Regions from separate parts of the Homo sapiens genome. Here region 2 is linked to region 1. The links are chromatin contacts, found by Hi-C in ENCODE. All regions are on one chromosome and are shown on one strand. Each heading gives the region's core, a stretch centred on a gene start or an enhancer-like site at or near the end of the contact. The rest is flanking DNA. Distances are from core to core; before and after follow the strand shown.

Region 1 (7,567 bases), core at 1,606-4,105:
GTGTGAGGAAGACACTGCATACCTAGAGAGAGTCCCTCAGGGTTGCAAGTTCCTGCTTTTGATAGTTTTGTAAATATATGACCTGTGAGAAATATAAGAAAATAAATAAGTTGAACATAAAGTCATAGTTTCAAACTTTGATGTTTTCATTCAGCCAAAAATCAACAGAACTAATGGTTAAAATCAGACATTTAATGTGTATTTGCCTTATCAACAAAAAATATTATTCAGGAAGCCTTGGTTTAAAAAATCAATTTTTTGATATTTCCTCCTGAATCAACATCTAGTGTCTCAGACATGAAGGGACTCCACCCTTCCTTTCCTGTGTTCTAACTTCCAAGAGTTACCTATGTCAAATTTAGTAGTATTTATATTGATGACCCCATAAAATTGAATGCCGACTTCTGGTTAACAAAGCATTGTAGACTGAGAAATAGACAGATAAACCAACAGGAAAAAAATTCAGAAATAGACCCAAAATATATGAATTAATACTTTAAAGCTGGCATTTCAAATCAAAGGAGAAAAAAAGGGCTGTTCATTAAATAGTATTGAGACAACAGGCTACACATCATTTTCCATTTGGGAAAACCATTTAAATTATATTGCTACCTCACTCCTTATCCCAAAATCAATCCCAGACGAATAGAAACCTAAATGTCAAACATGAAACCATAAAAGTAAAGGGGATGGCACAGTGGCTCACACCTGTAATCCCAATACTTTGGGAGGCCAAGGGGGGAGAATAGCCTGAACCCAGGAGTTCAAGACCAACCCAGGCAACTTAGTGAGACCTCTTCTCCACTAAAAAAATAAATTAATTAACCGGGTGTGGTGCTGTGTCCTGTAGTCCCAGCTACTTAGGAGGCTAAGGCGGGAGAATCTTGGCCCCAGGAGAGGCTGCAGTGAGCTATGGCCACACCACTGCACTCTAGCCTGTGCAACAGACCAAGACCCTGTCTCAAAAAAATAAAAAATAAAAAAGGTACAAGAAGAAAATATAGTTGAATATGTTTATAATCGTGGAATGAAGAAGCTCTGTCTAAGCATGCCATGTAATACAGAAACCATAAAGGCAAACACTGATAAATTTGAGTGTATGAAACTTTAGCCAGGCGTGGTGGCTCATGCCTGTAATCCCAGCACTTTGGGAGGCCGAGGCGGGTGGATTACCTGAGGTCAGGAGTTTGAGACAAGCCTGGCTAACATGGCAGAACCCCATCTCTACTAAAAATACAAAAACCTAGCCGGGTGTGGTGGCAGGTGCCTATAATCCTAGCCCCTTGGGAGGCTGAGTCAGGAGAATTGCTTGAACCCAGGATAGGGAGGTTGCAGTGAACTGAGATCGTGCCATTGCACTCTAGCCTGGGTGACAAGAGCAAAGCTCTGTCTCAAAAAACAACAACAACAACAACAACAACAAAACTTTAAAATTTTCTGAAGAATAAACCTATAAACAAACAAAGACAAAAAACAAACTAATAAAACTCATTACAGTCCAGGTGCGTGGCTGACACCTATAATCCCAGCACTTTGGGAGGCCGAGGCGGGTGGATCACCTGAGGTCGGGAGTTTGAGACCAGCCTGACCAACATGGAGAAACCCCGTCTCTACTAAAAATACAAAATTAGCCGGGCATGGTGGTGCACGCCTGTAATCCCAGCTACTCCGGAGGCTGAGGCAGGAGAATCGCTTGAACCCGGGAGGCAGAGGTTGTGGTGAGCTGAGATCACGCCATTGCACTCCAGCCTGGGCAACAAGAGCAAAACTCCATCTCAAAATAATAATAATCATCATCATTTCTGGAAAGATAGAGTACTATTTGTTTTACTGTGGTAAAATACACATAACATAAAATGTATTATTTTAACTATTTTAAGGTGTATGATACAGTACATTCATAATGTCATGCAACCACCACCAGCATCCAGTTTCAGAACATTTCATCACCCAAAAGGAGACTCAATGCTCATTAGTACTTCCTATTCCTTCCTACCTCTGGCCCAGCAACTACTCATGTGCTTTCTGTCTCTTCGGATTTGCCTATTCAAGATATTTCATACAAATGAAATGATATAATATGTGGCCTTTTATGTCTGACTTTTTTCAGTTAGCATAATGCTTTCAAGGTCCATCCATATTGTAGAACGTATCAGTACTTCTTTCCCTTTTATGGCTGAATAATATTCCATTGTATAGAGAAACCACATTTTGTTTATTTGTCAGTTGATGACATTTGGTTTGTTTCTGCCTTTTGGGTATCATGCAAAGTGCTGCTGTGAACATTTGTATACAAGTTTTTGTTTGAACACCTGTTTTTCAGTTCTTTTGGGTATATCCCCAGGAGTGCAACTGCTGGGTCATATGATAATTACTGAAAACCTCTTAGTGATTTTTGGATATTGTGCCACATGTATATATTACCTAATAAAAATTGATTATTTTAATAAAAATAACCAAGTAGAGACAAATATATTGTTTTATAATCACAGTTTGGCATCCCTGCAAAATCAGCATTGGATCAATCAGTAGTCTCACAGGACCTAAAAGAAACTGAGGTGTAGGAAGTAAACATGTAATCCCATTTTTAAATATGACTCACAGAAACAGTAGGTCTTCGGGCTACAAATACTCCCCGTCATTAAATGTTTCAGCAGCATTGCCCTGGTGAATGTGGGAAGAGCTGAATATTTTCTAGATCCATGTTTTTTTAAAAGGTAAAGCAGCAATTGAAGTTGAATTCAAACCGGTGATTATGTTGACTTGGTCTGACAATTGCATGGACTCTCACTGGGAGCCCGGACTCACGCAGCACCACCTGTGTCCCCTAGGGGGCGAGCTGGGGAGAGACCGGAGTCCCTGGGAGAGCTCTGCGCGGAAGGCCCGAGAGAATTGGTCCCGCAGAGCTTTTACAAAGGCAAGAAGAGGATCACCGAAAAGGGATCACAGTGGGGAAAAAGGCAAGAAGAGGAAACACTGTGACAAAGAACCCAGCGCTGGGACACTTGGGAAACGTATTTTCTCAAGCACTTTATTTTATTATTTTATTATTATTTTTTTTGAGATGGAGTCTCGATCTGTCGCCCAGGCTGGAGTGCAGTGGTGCGATCTCGGCTCACTGCCACCTCTGCCTCCCAGGTTCAAGCGATTTTCCTGCCTCGGCCTCCCAAGTAGCTGGGATTACAGGTGCCCGCCACCGCGCCTGGCTAATTTTTCTATTTTTAGTAGAGGTGGGGTTTGCCATGTTGGCCAGGCTGGTCTCAAACTCCTGACCTCAAGTGATCCGACTGCCTTGGCCTCCCAAAGTGCTGGGATTGCAGGTGTGAGCCATTCAAGCACTTTATTTTTATAAACAAGGAGACCGAGACCCAGAGTAGCTGCTGATGGTCACAAAGGCTGTAAGCATGAAGTCTGGAAACCTCTGCTGTTGTGCAATGCGCAATGTGGGAAGAGAGGCTCTCCACCTCTGATGGGGCTGTGTTTGAGTCCCTCCTCCCTCCCTTTCCACCTCCCTCCCCACTACCACCACTTACTTAAATGTGTGACTCAGTGTCACTAACTTAACATTTCCCAGCCTGTTTCATTATCTGTATAGTGGGGTCTAATAGCATCTTCATCAGGCTGATGCAAGGAAATGACACCATGTATGCACAGGACCTCCCTTATGCTTGGCATATAGTAGATTCTCAATAAACATTTGTTGTGTGAATGAATATTCTCTCCTCTAGCCCTCTCAAAGGCAATCGTTCTGCTGCCCAACACATTTTTATTGATGACATTTCAGGCAGTATCCTTATGAACTCTCCATATCTAGAAGGCTGGGAAGGGAAGGAAAGCAGAGTTTGGGGTGTTCGTGCCGTTCCTGTTGTGGTAAAAAGCTCCTTTGTGAAGCCTGTGCAGCACCAGCCCCACTTGGAGGCTGCAAATCTGTCAGCCGGAGGTCCTCGGAGCTCCCAGGTCCTGGCCTTCTCTGCCAGCAAAGTGGCATACCTGGGTTATGGATCCAGGGGTCTTCTGAGGCCAACAGAGCCACACACACCCCATCCAGTTCCCGCCTCCCTTCCCCAAGCATCTGACAGAGGCCAGTTTGGCTGTTTCAAGTAATACCAATCACAGTGTTTTATGAGAATTGTTGGTCATGCCCAGCTACACAATCCTCATGCATATTGTCAGACACGTCAGAGTGTGGTAAACTTTATTTCATTGCATTATAAAGTTCAGGTCATGGTTTCTCAGTCTTCGTCATTTACACTTTACATGGCACAAGACTTTTAAAATATTAGGTTGTAAATTGTAATTCTCACAATTCCTTTTTTGGGAGGAAGGAAGGTGTGGATGGGACTAAAATATACTTTATTCATTATTAAAAATGTTGCTATAGTACACAAAATGGGAAAAATACAGAAAAGAAAGAAAAAGGCCAGGTACAGTGGCTCATGCCTGTAATCCCAGCACTTTGGGAGGCCGAGGCAGGTGGATCACTTGAGGTCAGGAGTTCAAGACCAGCCTGGCCAACATGGCAAAATCCCATCTCTACTAAAAATAGAAAAATTAGATGGGCGTGGTGGCATGCGCCTGGAATCCCAGCTACTAGGGAGGTTGAGGTGTGCTTGAGCCCAGGAGGCAGAGGTTGCAGCGAGCCAAGATTGCACTACTGCACTCCAGCCTGGGCGACAGCAAGACACTGTCAAAAAAAAAAAAAAAGGAAAGAAAGAAAGAGAAAGGAAGGAAGGAAGGAAGGAAGAGAAAAGAAAAGGAAATAACGAAAGATTTCCCAGAACTCCACCATTCAACTGCTGTTGGTATTTCTTTTTACAACTTTTTTTAAAGACGGGGTCTTGCTCTGTTGGCCAGGCTGGGGTGCAGTGGCACAATCACAGCTCACTGCAGCCTTAAACTCCTAAGCTGAAGTGATCCTCCTCGCCTCAGCTTCCTGAGTAGTTGGGATTACGGACACACTACCATGTCCGGCTTACTGTTGGTATTTATTAGTGGATTTTAGAAACATTTTAAAATGCACTTTTTACAAAGTTGTGATAATAACATTTACTATTTTAAAAATAGGTTTCCTCAGTGCTTAAAAATGATATTCATTCATTCAACATTTCCTCAATGCTTACTATGTGCCTAGCACTGGGGTACAATGATGAATGAGATAAACTGGACTTGGTGGCTCACACCTGTAATCCCAGCACTTTGGGAGGCTAAGGCAGGAGGATCACTTGAGGCTAGGAGTTCAAGGCCAGCCTGGGCAACATGGAGAGACCACATCTCTAAAAAATAATCTTAATAAAAATAAAAAATAAAAACAAAGAAAAATGAGACAGGGTCCTTTCCAGGGTGATGTGCCTTCTCTTGTCACCACAATTGCAGCTTGTTTACGCATTTGCTAAATGGTTGCTAGGGCTTGGATATTTGTCCCCTCCAAAACTTATGTTGAAGTTCAACCCCCAATGTAGCAATATTCAGAGTTGGGGCCTTTAAGAGGTGATTGGGTCATGAGAGCTCTGCCCTCATAAATGGATAAATCCATTCATGGATTCATGGGTTGATGGACTAATGGGTTGCTACAGGAATGGGACTAGCAGCTTCATAAGATGAGGATGAGAGAACTGAGCTAACACACTCAGTCCCCTCACCTTGTGGTGCTCTGCACCACCTGGGGACTCTTCAGAGAGTTCCCACCAGCAAAAAGGCCCTCACCAGATGTGGACTTTACAGCCTCCAGAACTGTAAGAAATAAATTTCTTTATAAATTACCCAATCTGTGGTATATGTTACAGCAACAGAAAATGACCTAAGACAATGGTGCTACTGAGTAGGGGGAAGCCCTCAAAAAAAAGGGGAACTCTGGATGGGTGTGGTGGCTCACATTTGTAATACTAGCACTTTGGGAGGCCAAGGCGGGAGGATGGCTTGAGCCCAGGAGATAGTGACCTCCTGGGCAACATAGTGAGACCCCACCTATACCAAAATAGAAAAAAAAATAGCCTGGCATGGTGGTGCAGGCCTGTAGTCCCATCTATTGGGGAGGCTGAAATGGGAGAATCGCTTGAGCCCAGGAGTTCAAGGTTACAATGAGCTATGATAATCCCCCTGCAGATTAAAGGCAGAGTAGGGAAGCATGCCTGGTGAGGACAAGGAACAGCAGGGAGACTAGTGTGGCCAGAGAAACACAGGTGCTCAAACAGTGCTTGCTGAGTGATTGAATTACCCCAGCATGTGGTGCAAACACTTTAGTTTGGTCCCCAGAGTGCCACAGTAGCTCTCAAATTGTGTCTCCCACTGACTCCTTTCTCCCAGGTTTTTAAAAAATATCATCTGTGCACATGTTATCGTCCCGAAATTGCTGATGGATTTTTCAAGATCTCATTCTTCCCGCTGTCCTCCTTTAACTCTGCTTTCCATTTAACTGGGTGTCTGCCCATGACTGAGTTTTCCTCTTCCCAAGTCACTTGCAATGGGTCTCTGCACCCTTCTTGGTGTGATTTCTCCAGTGCCGACAACTGAACCTGGTACAGAGTAAGTGTTCCGTTAAAGAGCTCTTGACTGAGTGAATGAATTTCCCCTGAGAGTTTCATCAATCCTTTCTACATCCCCATTATTTGAGCCTTTCCATTGGTCATACCCATGCCAGCTTTACTTACTTCTGCTTTTTTTTTTTTTTTAACTCATGTGAGTTACCATCATCAGTTTTTCACTCTGTCTGTTCCTTTTCCTGGATGGGTGCTGGGTGCCACCTCTCAGTGGCATTCTCATTGCACACCAGCGTCCTTTGATCCTAAAGAGGCTACAGATCTTTTAGGGAAGGAGGAAGAGAATGCCTGCCTACCTGCCTAGCACTCAAAAGAGCAGATCCTTCAAGTCAAAACTCTCACACCTCACCTTGGACCTTTCCAACTCCACCCCAGGAGTCTATCAGAGAGGAAATCTAAACACTGTTTGCACCAGTCCTCCCTCTGCCCACCCCTCCCCACACCACAGGACGAGAAGCTACTCTCAGGCAAGGAGTAAGTTGTGGCTTCAATGTGAGATTGAGCAAGTAGGACTCACACTTTCTAATCAAATCCAGATTTGTCCTTTTCAGCCTTGTTGTGACACCTGCATCATATCACAGCAAAATTTCTTTACGGGACTGTCATAGAGAAACAGGACAAAAACCCTGGACTGGGGTGAGATTTGGGTTTTCATCTTGGCTTGGGCTCTTTACGTCTCAGTTTCCTCATCTGTAAAAGGGTGGATTGGACTAGATGGTCTCCAAGAGTCATTCACGTGCCAAGAGCCTAGCCCAGGATCTTGTCTCCAAGGGAAAGGCTGCCACACAGGACTCAAATCGTCCACAGCAACTGCTCCGTCCCCGGCATCAATCCCCCCACCCCTCCCCCAATCCCACACCACCACCCCATCACAGGAACCTAGACGGTGGACAGGCCAGTGGGGATGGTATGCAGAAGTACATCGACTTATTCAAGGGAGCTTGGCCCTGAGAAAAGCTGGTGGTCTGCCAACATTCTCAGAGGCTGAAATATATCAAAACACCCATTTAAGAATGTACGCTGAGAACCAC
Region 2 (7,567 bases), core at 3,079-5,578, 410 kb after region 1:
ACCCTGACCTGGACTTCAGGTCTCCCGAGCCCTATTGCATGGTGCAAAGCACTCAGTCTTTGGAGCCAGGTAGAACTGAATTTGAACCCAAAGTCCCCTGCTACTTTGCTAGCCATTTAGTTTTAGAAAAGTCATCTACCTCTCTGAGCCTTGGTTTCCTGCCTTTGTAAAACAGACCAGAGCTCTTGCTCAGGAGTGTTGTCAGGACTAAAGATAATATGTGCAAGCCACCCGGCACATGGTAAGTGGGGATGCTACGATTATTGCTTCTCCTACGCAAACCACACCAGCCACAGACAGGCAGGAAGAGGGCTGGCTGCTGCAGCTCTCAGGCACAGCAGCTTTGCACTTGGTGGTGGTCATGGTAGGGGCATGGGGTTCTGGTTGAAGGAGTCAGATGTGTGGAAAGTAGAATGTGCCTTGTGGCTGGGTAGTGAGGCTTCTTCACTAACTCCAGAGTTGCAGAGTATGCAGGCCGTGGGAGCCACACACCCAGCCCATGGCATGCAGAAGCAAGAGGCATGACCCCTTATTCATATGAAGGGCCCTACCGATCACATGCTTTGCAGTCGCCAGAGTGGTTGCCAGGGGCAGAACCACTATAGGGGATCTTCCTTCCTCTTTTGCTCCAGGCTCCTCACTTACATGTCTATTTTTACCCTGTACTGTATGCTGTCAATAAGAAGCATGGTTATTACAGCAGCAACCACATTCCGAGTGCAACGGAACGGGAACTTCACATGCATCAGCTCATTCCATTTCACCCTCACAGAAGCCCTGCGGGAGCATACTGTCATTCCCATTTTACAAGAGGGAGAACTGAGGCTCAGTTCGTTGCTAACAGTTACCCAGCCAAGAAGGTGCCAGAACTGGGATTCAGACCCTGAGGTCCAGTCTAACTCCAAAGCCAGGGTTTCCATGCAGCACCCCCCTGCCCAGGTATGATGCTTCTTTCCAGGGAAGGGAGGTTGATAGAGGCAGGGCCTACAGGTTATCATTATTATTGTTGTTGTTTTAAAGATGGGTGTCTTGCTCTGCTGCCCAGGCTAAGTGCAGTGGCATGATCATAGCTCACTGCAGCCTCAAACTCCTGGGCTCAAGCAATCCTCCTGCCTGCGGGTTTTGAAGGCTGTAGCAGGACCAACTCCTGGGCAGGTGTGTTGGGAGTAGGGAGCCTCATTTGAGCCCCAGAAAGTTTGCTCACGAGGCAGTTCTGAAAAAGTAGAGAGCACCACAGCAGAAGCAGAGGAAGAGAATTGAAGGAGACATGAGGTTCACCTCCCAGCAGCTGTTCCCCTTCTCTTAGCAATGACCAGTTCTCCTCCTTCCAGTTTCGGGGAAGCTAACTCCACCCTAGGCACTAAGGCCTTGGGTCTCAGGCCTAAACAAATCACCCTCATCCATCCCTCAGCCTCCGTGACTGGTCCATGGATAGGGCGTGTGGATCAACAAGACACGGGGAGGGGCTCACTGGGGTCTTCAGAAAGCAGCTGCCCCACTTTTCTGAGCAAGCTTCCATAGGCAGGCTTGCTGTCTGGTGTTTAACAGCTCAGTGAACATGGTGAAGTCACTCTCCCCACCATCCCCTGTATGTGTTGAAGGCAGCTGGGGTGATAAATAAAAAGGCTCCTGTTTTAAAAACCTCCACCTGTAGGAAAGGTGGGAGGCTGCAGTGCCCTGAAATCACCCCACAGAGGCCAGAGCCTGGCTGAGTCACCACAGCCTCTCCTCTGATTCCTGGCCCAGAGGAGCCACCCGGGCGCCCAGGCCGGGACCCTGGGTATTTTCAGCTTCCAGCAGCATCAGCAGGGTCAGAGAGGCCTCAGCCATATTGTATTTCATGTGACCGAGGCGCCTGGCCAGCGACATGGCCATGGAGAGCCAGCCTTGTATTCTTGTCACTGGCCTGGGCTCCACCTCCCTTTCTGCTCTGGTCTCCAGAGCCTGGACACAGCAGAGGCATGTGGGAAGGGCTCCTGCCAGGCACAGCAGGCACCAGAAACGGGTGACAAGAGGGACAGGCAACTTTAGCCACTACAAAGTCCTCGAGGATGGGCTTCAGCGTTGTTGGGAACTCCACCGTTCACCCATTCCCTTCATAAACAACCTGAGCAGTACGTCTTCCTGGGCAGTGTTAGGGCAGGGTAGCTGACTATCCCAGTTTGCCCTGGGCTCTCCTGGTTTTAGCACTGAAAGTCCCATGTCCCATGAAACCTCTCAGGTCCCAGGCAAGCTGGGACAGTTGGTTACTGTAGTTGGGAGCGTTGTTAGTGATATCTCCTCCCATGCTCGGGTCCATCTTCCAGCTGTGATTGCTTTTTGAGGATGCAGCAGCACCTGCGGCCTCTTCCAGGCTCCCCCCACCTCCCCTCTCTCCCTCAGCTCTCGGGTTGTTTTTCTAAAGCAGCACATCAGAATCACCTGGAGGGCCTATTAAAGTACCCTCAGAGTTTCTGATCTAGGAGGTCTGGGAGGCAGCTGGAGAATTTGCATTTCTAAGTTCCCAGATGACCCTAATGCTGCTGGCCAGGGACCACACTTTGAGAACCCCTGATCTTAGCCACAGCTCTGATAAAGTCTCACGAAACCTCTCAACCCTCCCCATAGCTTGCTGAATAAAGGCCTAAGCCTGGGTTGAAGCCCCTCTTTATCTAGCCCCCTTCCCCACCGCAGCAGGCCCCACCCCAACAGGGTGCCCCGCGTCCCCAGGGGATACCTTGCTCTCTCCTACCTCTGTGTCTTTGCTCAAGCTGTTCCTGGCCTGGACTCTGCAGCCCCCTCCACCCATGTGAATCCTCTTATCTGTGAAGCGCACTCAAAGGCTACTTCCTCTGGAGGCCTGCCTGGGCCCCCATCCCTCGGAACACAGGACTCCTTCCTCAGCTCCCAGCTTAGCGCCTATTTCATCCTTGTCACTGCACTGTGGATTCCTTGAGGACATGAACTATCTTTTCCCATCTTTGTCTCTATATTTGCTAAATAGATATGACCCCAGAAGACAGAACCAGGACAATGGATGGATCTGCGGGGAGGCAAACTTGAGCTTAACCTGAGAAAGAACTTGTAACAACCTGAACAGTTTGACACCAGCCCTTAAGGGTCCTGCCAAGAGATCCTGAGCTCCCTGTCGCCCCTGGGCATCTTCAGTGGTGTTGGACGAGCATCTACAAAGTCTCTGAAACCCCTGCTTAGACCAAGTACTGACTACCTCAATGTCCCTCCTGGGGCCCTCTCTCCCCAGGAGAACCTGACACCCCCCCATCAAACCCGCTGCCCAGCATGCCAGACCCACAAGGCCCCACAGGCTGGCTGGACCTTACTGGAGACCAGTGGTCACAGCAAGTGTGACATTTTGTCAGTGGCCTTCACTGTCTGAATACAAGGAGTGACCAGTGGTGACACCCTCCTGCTCCAGGCCAGCCTCCCTGCCTTCCTCTGATCACCGCCTCCCCCGAAGGACCAACCCCACCTCGATGTACTCACATCGCCTTTCCTTACCTCATCCATATCTCACGTGGCCAGGGGAAGCAGCTCATCTATGGGCAAGCTGAATATCCACAGGTGCGCTCCCAGCTCGGGCTCCTTAGGAACAGGAATATCCTCCTGCAGAATATTCTCCAGTGCCTTCCCCATGCTGGGTGCATGTAAATGCTCAGATGTTCATTTCCTGATGTGCGTTTCCCATCGATGTCCTGCTGGAACCCTTCCCTCACAAGTGGTGCTCTCCCAGGTGTGCTCCAGCGGGCAAATGCCCTCCTCACCCCTCCCCATCTGATATTAGGAAAGAACCTGTGAAACCCATTCCAACCAAGAAGCCTGGGACTGAGGCTTTCTGCCCCTGCCATCCCTGGGGAAACGTTACTGTTTAAATCCGATAAGCGTGAAAGCCTCGCTTGATTGCATGGCAGCTAAGCATACTATGTGTAGTGGTGTTTATTTGCTGATTGGTTGATTTGGAGAGGAAGGAGAAGGATTTTCCAGAGTCTAGACTCTTATGGCTTTGTGGGGCTTTCCAGGGTCAGCATCGATTGTGAAAGTTTGGTGAGCTTGGCAGTTTGTATCATTTAAGAAAATCTGCCCGGGCTTCCTCCCCCACCAGGAAGTGTCCCATCAGTTCCAAAGCCCTCAGCTTAGTTATTGGAAAGGCCTGAGAAAGCCACGACCCAGCGGACCCAGCTGGGGAACACCTGGGTCTCAGTTCACCTTCTGCCAACCTCTAGGTCTTACGAGCATTCCTGTTTCCTCTCCTTCCCTGGGCTACTTGAGGTCATGACCTTCTGAAAGAATGCAGGGTCAGCCAGCCTGGCTGAAATTTCCCCTCCGTGGGTGTGAAAGGCGATATGTCCAACTGTGAACACACAGGGCCCACATCCTTATGACTCAGCAGATGCGGCTGTCCTCAACCACATCGCCCAGAATGTCACTCTGACCTGCCTCAGAGGTCTGACAGCAGAATAGATTCTGCAAAGCCTGGGCCCAGGAGGCGCTTTCTCCATGAGTCCTTTTGGACAACACACATTCACCCAGACACACACTCAGATGCACACACACACACACAGACACATCCACTACAGAGACAGATGTGCACACACTGATACCCAAACGTACCCCAAACGCAGACACGCGGACATGCACAGACACCCAACACACACATGCACACACAGGCCCCCGGACAGTCAGATACACACACAAAGACATCCACACACACAAACACCCAGACACATCCACACACGTCCACACACCCCACAGAGACATGTCCACAACGGGTGCCTAGGTATGCCCAGAAACACACAGTTACCCGAATACAGCCAGACACACACACACACACACACACACACACACACACACACACACACACAGACTCCTCCAGAGGACTCAGGAAGAATCAGATCTGTCCCGTATGCCTGACCTTGAATGCCTCTGCCAACCCCAACAGATGGCCACTGGCTCTCCGACAGGGCCCTCTGGTCTCTGACCAAGAACCAGGGTCACAATGGACAGAGAAGGGGAAAATGGTAGAACTACTAATTCACCACCGTGCAGTTAACCCGCAGAAGTCTCATTCTTTCATTTAATTGGTAGCTTTCCAAAGTTCAGCCACGAGAAGGCGTAAGGACAAGCAATCAGAATACTAACCCATAACTTCCTGTCCCTTCTCTTAGCACCCATCCTTTAAGGCCAAATTAAAGTCCACCTTGTTCATATAGTCCTCCAGATTCCCAGAGTTAGAAACCGCAGCTTCTCCCATGCGCCCCTCATGTCATGCTTCTTGGTCTCTTTTTTTTTTTGAGATGGAGTTTCACTATTGTTTCCCAGGCTGGAGTGCAATGGTGCCATGTTGGCTCACTGCAACCTCTGCCTCCCGGGTTCAAGCGAGTCACCTGCCTCAGCTTCCCAAGTAGCTGGGATTACAGTGCCCACCAGCATGCCCAGCTAATTTTTGTATTTTTATTAGAAACAGGGTTTCACCATATTGGCCAGGCTGGTCTCGAACTCCCGACCTCAGGTGATCCACCTGCCTCAGCCTCCCAAAGTGATGGGATTACAGGTGTGAGCCACCGCGCCTGGCCCACCATTGATTTTTTTTTTTAAAGACGAATTGAGTACCAACTGCTCTGTTCACAGCTTTCTTTTCCTTTTTGTCTTTCTTTAAGAGACAGGTCTCACTGCAGTGACTATTCACAGATACAATCATAGTTTGCAATGTAGCCTCCAACTCCTGGACCCAAGCAGTCCTCTCGCCTCAGCCTCCCAAGTGGCTGGGACTACAGGTGCACCACTGTCCCCAGCTGACAGCTTTAAGGTGAGTGCAGTGGCTGTGTCAGTCCATGCCTGCCAAAGGAATCAGTGGAGACAAAAAGAAGGAGCAAATTCAAACTTTCCTCCTTTTGCCCTCTCTCCTATGTGGGTTCAGATTCTTCAGGAAGCAGATGCCAAGATGGGATGAGAAGTGCTGGAGACCTGGGGTGTGGGATGAGGAACGCCTATGAAGGATGAAGGGGAAAGGAAGCAGGAGTAGGCAAGGGAGAGCTTTCAGGCCATGATGTAGGTGTGACACCTAAGGAAGGAGGGTGGGAAGGAAGGAGGGCTGGCTAGGAAGTGCCTCTGATGGCAGAGCAACCCAGAGAAGGGCTCAGCCAGGTGATGAGCAGTCCAGGGGCAAATATTAGAAGGGTCCCATGCTGGGCAGGAATGGCCTGGTTCGAGTACCCGCCGCGTGTCTCCCATCCCACCATGCTCAATCACTGGCCAAAAGCAGCCTACGGAGAGTGAAGACCTTGTGGCTACTCTGAGAATGCTCTGAGAATACCTGGGCTGGGATTTTTATTCCCCTTTTAAGGAGAAGGGGTAGAATATACCCCTGCCCCTCCCAGCCCTGCCTCCTCAAACATCGCCTCCTCTTGGAGTTTGAGTAAGGACGTGGGTCTGAGGACAACTTCCAAGGCCAACTGGGCTGAGTTTGCCAGCTCATGCTCCAGGTGCCTTCATGTCTCTTTGGACTTAAACCTACAGGCTAGAACAGTATTTGAAAAGTCAGCTGGCACTTAGCAAACTAATACAACACCCTGAAGGGGTGGCAGCTGGGGGCCAGCAGTGAATAGCACTCTTTGCTGCGGGTTCTCTCTTGAAGGCACTTCCGGGGCTGCCACACTTCTTATCTCCTTCCCTCCTTCCTTCATTCCCTCCTTCATTCCCTCCCACCCCACCTTTCCTCCTCAGATCTTCATACCATCTGCCAGGCACCAGCACACTGTGGAGCCCCATAAATGAACTGACACAGTCCTTCCCTTCAAAGAGCTCCCATCCAGAGCTTCCTCTTGCACCCACAGACGGGAAGCTTGCACGACCTTCCGTCAGGCTGCCCGGCCCTTCCGGACAGATCTTCCAAGCACCTCCACCACCCTCTGTCTTGCCAGCCAGCCCAGAGACAAACACTCAGTGCCTGCTCACAGGGGCAAAGTGTGTAAATAAGTGAAGCAGCCAAAACAATGAAACTCTTTGGCTATTTGAAGTATATTTCTAAGTTTCAATGGCAACATAATTCTTCCCAGCTTTTTCTTCTTTTTTTTTTCTTCTTTTCGAGACAGAGTTTCGCTTTTCTTGCCCAGGCTGGAGTGCAGTGGTGCAATCTCAGCTCCCTGCAACCTCTACCTCCCAAGTTCAAGTGATTCTTCTGCTTCAGCCTCCTGAGTAGCTGGAATGACAGGCGCCCGCCACCATGCCTGGATAATTTTTGTATTTTTAGTAGAGACAGGATTTCACCATGTTGGCCAGGCTGGTCTCGAACTTCTGACCCCAGGTGATCTGTTCACCTCAGCCTCCCAAAATGCTGGGATTACAGGCGTGAGCCACTGTGCCCGGCCTTCCCAGCTTCTTTCTTACCTTAACCCCCCATGCACCTCACTTTTATCCACTACTGTCTTGAAATTAACAAATACTTGTTGGGATGCATCATAAAATAGTATTTCATCTATAAAAACGAGTGAAAAAGGCAGATACACACCAACCACAGCAGAGTTACACTGTGGAGATTTTTTTTTTTTTTTTTTGAGTGGGAGTCTCACTC

Evidence for each region. Hi-C counts contacts between places; a loop is a spot of excess contacts on that map. Pooled maps may share reads with other maps.
Region 2: a loop to region 1 is called in a pooled map, with 2.3 times the contacts of the local background. The contact joins two enhancer-like sites. A Hi-C loop is called at or near these places in 1 of 168 maps with a recorded cell type or tissue (natural killer cell), 26 of 37 single-sample maps with no recorded cell type and 5 of 50 pooled maps.

What each region holds. Positions count from the first base shown.
Region 1 is chr15:63,484,661-63,492,227 of GRCh38, forward strand. No RefSeq gene overlaps it. Among named protein-coding and RNA genes, the nearest start is that of USP3, 16 kb to the right of the region's middle. RefSeq lists enhancers at 2,611-2,660, 2,691-2,760, 5,570-5,699. Within about 2 kb of position 2,856, at least 10 of the 41 ENCODE cell types and tissues checked have a DNase peak (open chromatin) inside an H3K27ac peak, as active enhancers do.
Region 2 is chr15:63,892,608-63,900,174 of GRCh38, forward strand. No RefSeq gene overlaps it. Among named protein-coding and RNA genes, the nearest start is that of MIR422A, 25 kb to the left of the region's middle. RefSeq lists a silencer at 123-417 and enhancers at 344-573, 1,349-1,850, 4,202-4,251, 4,452-4,501. Within about 2 kb of position 4,329, at least 11 of the 41 ENCODE cell types and tissues checked have a DNase peak (open chromatin) inside an H3K27ac peak, as active enhancers do.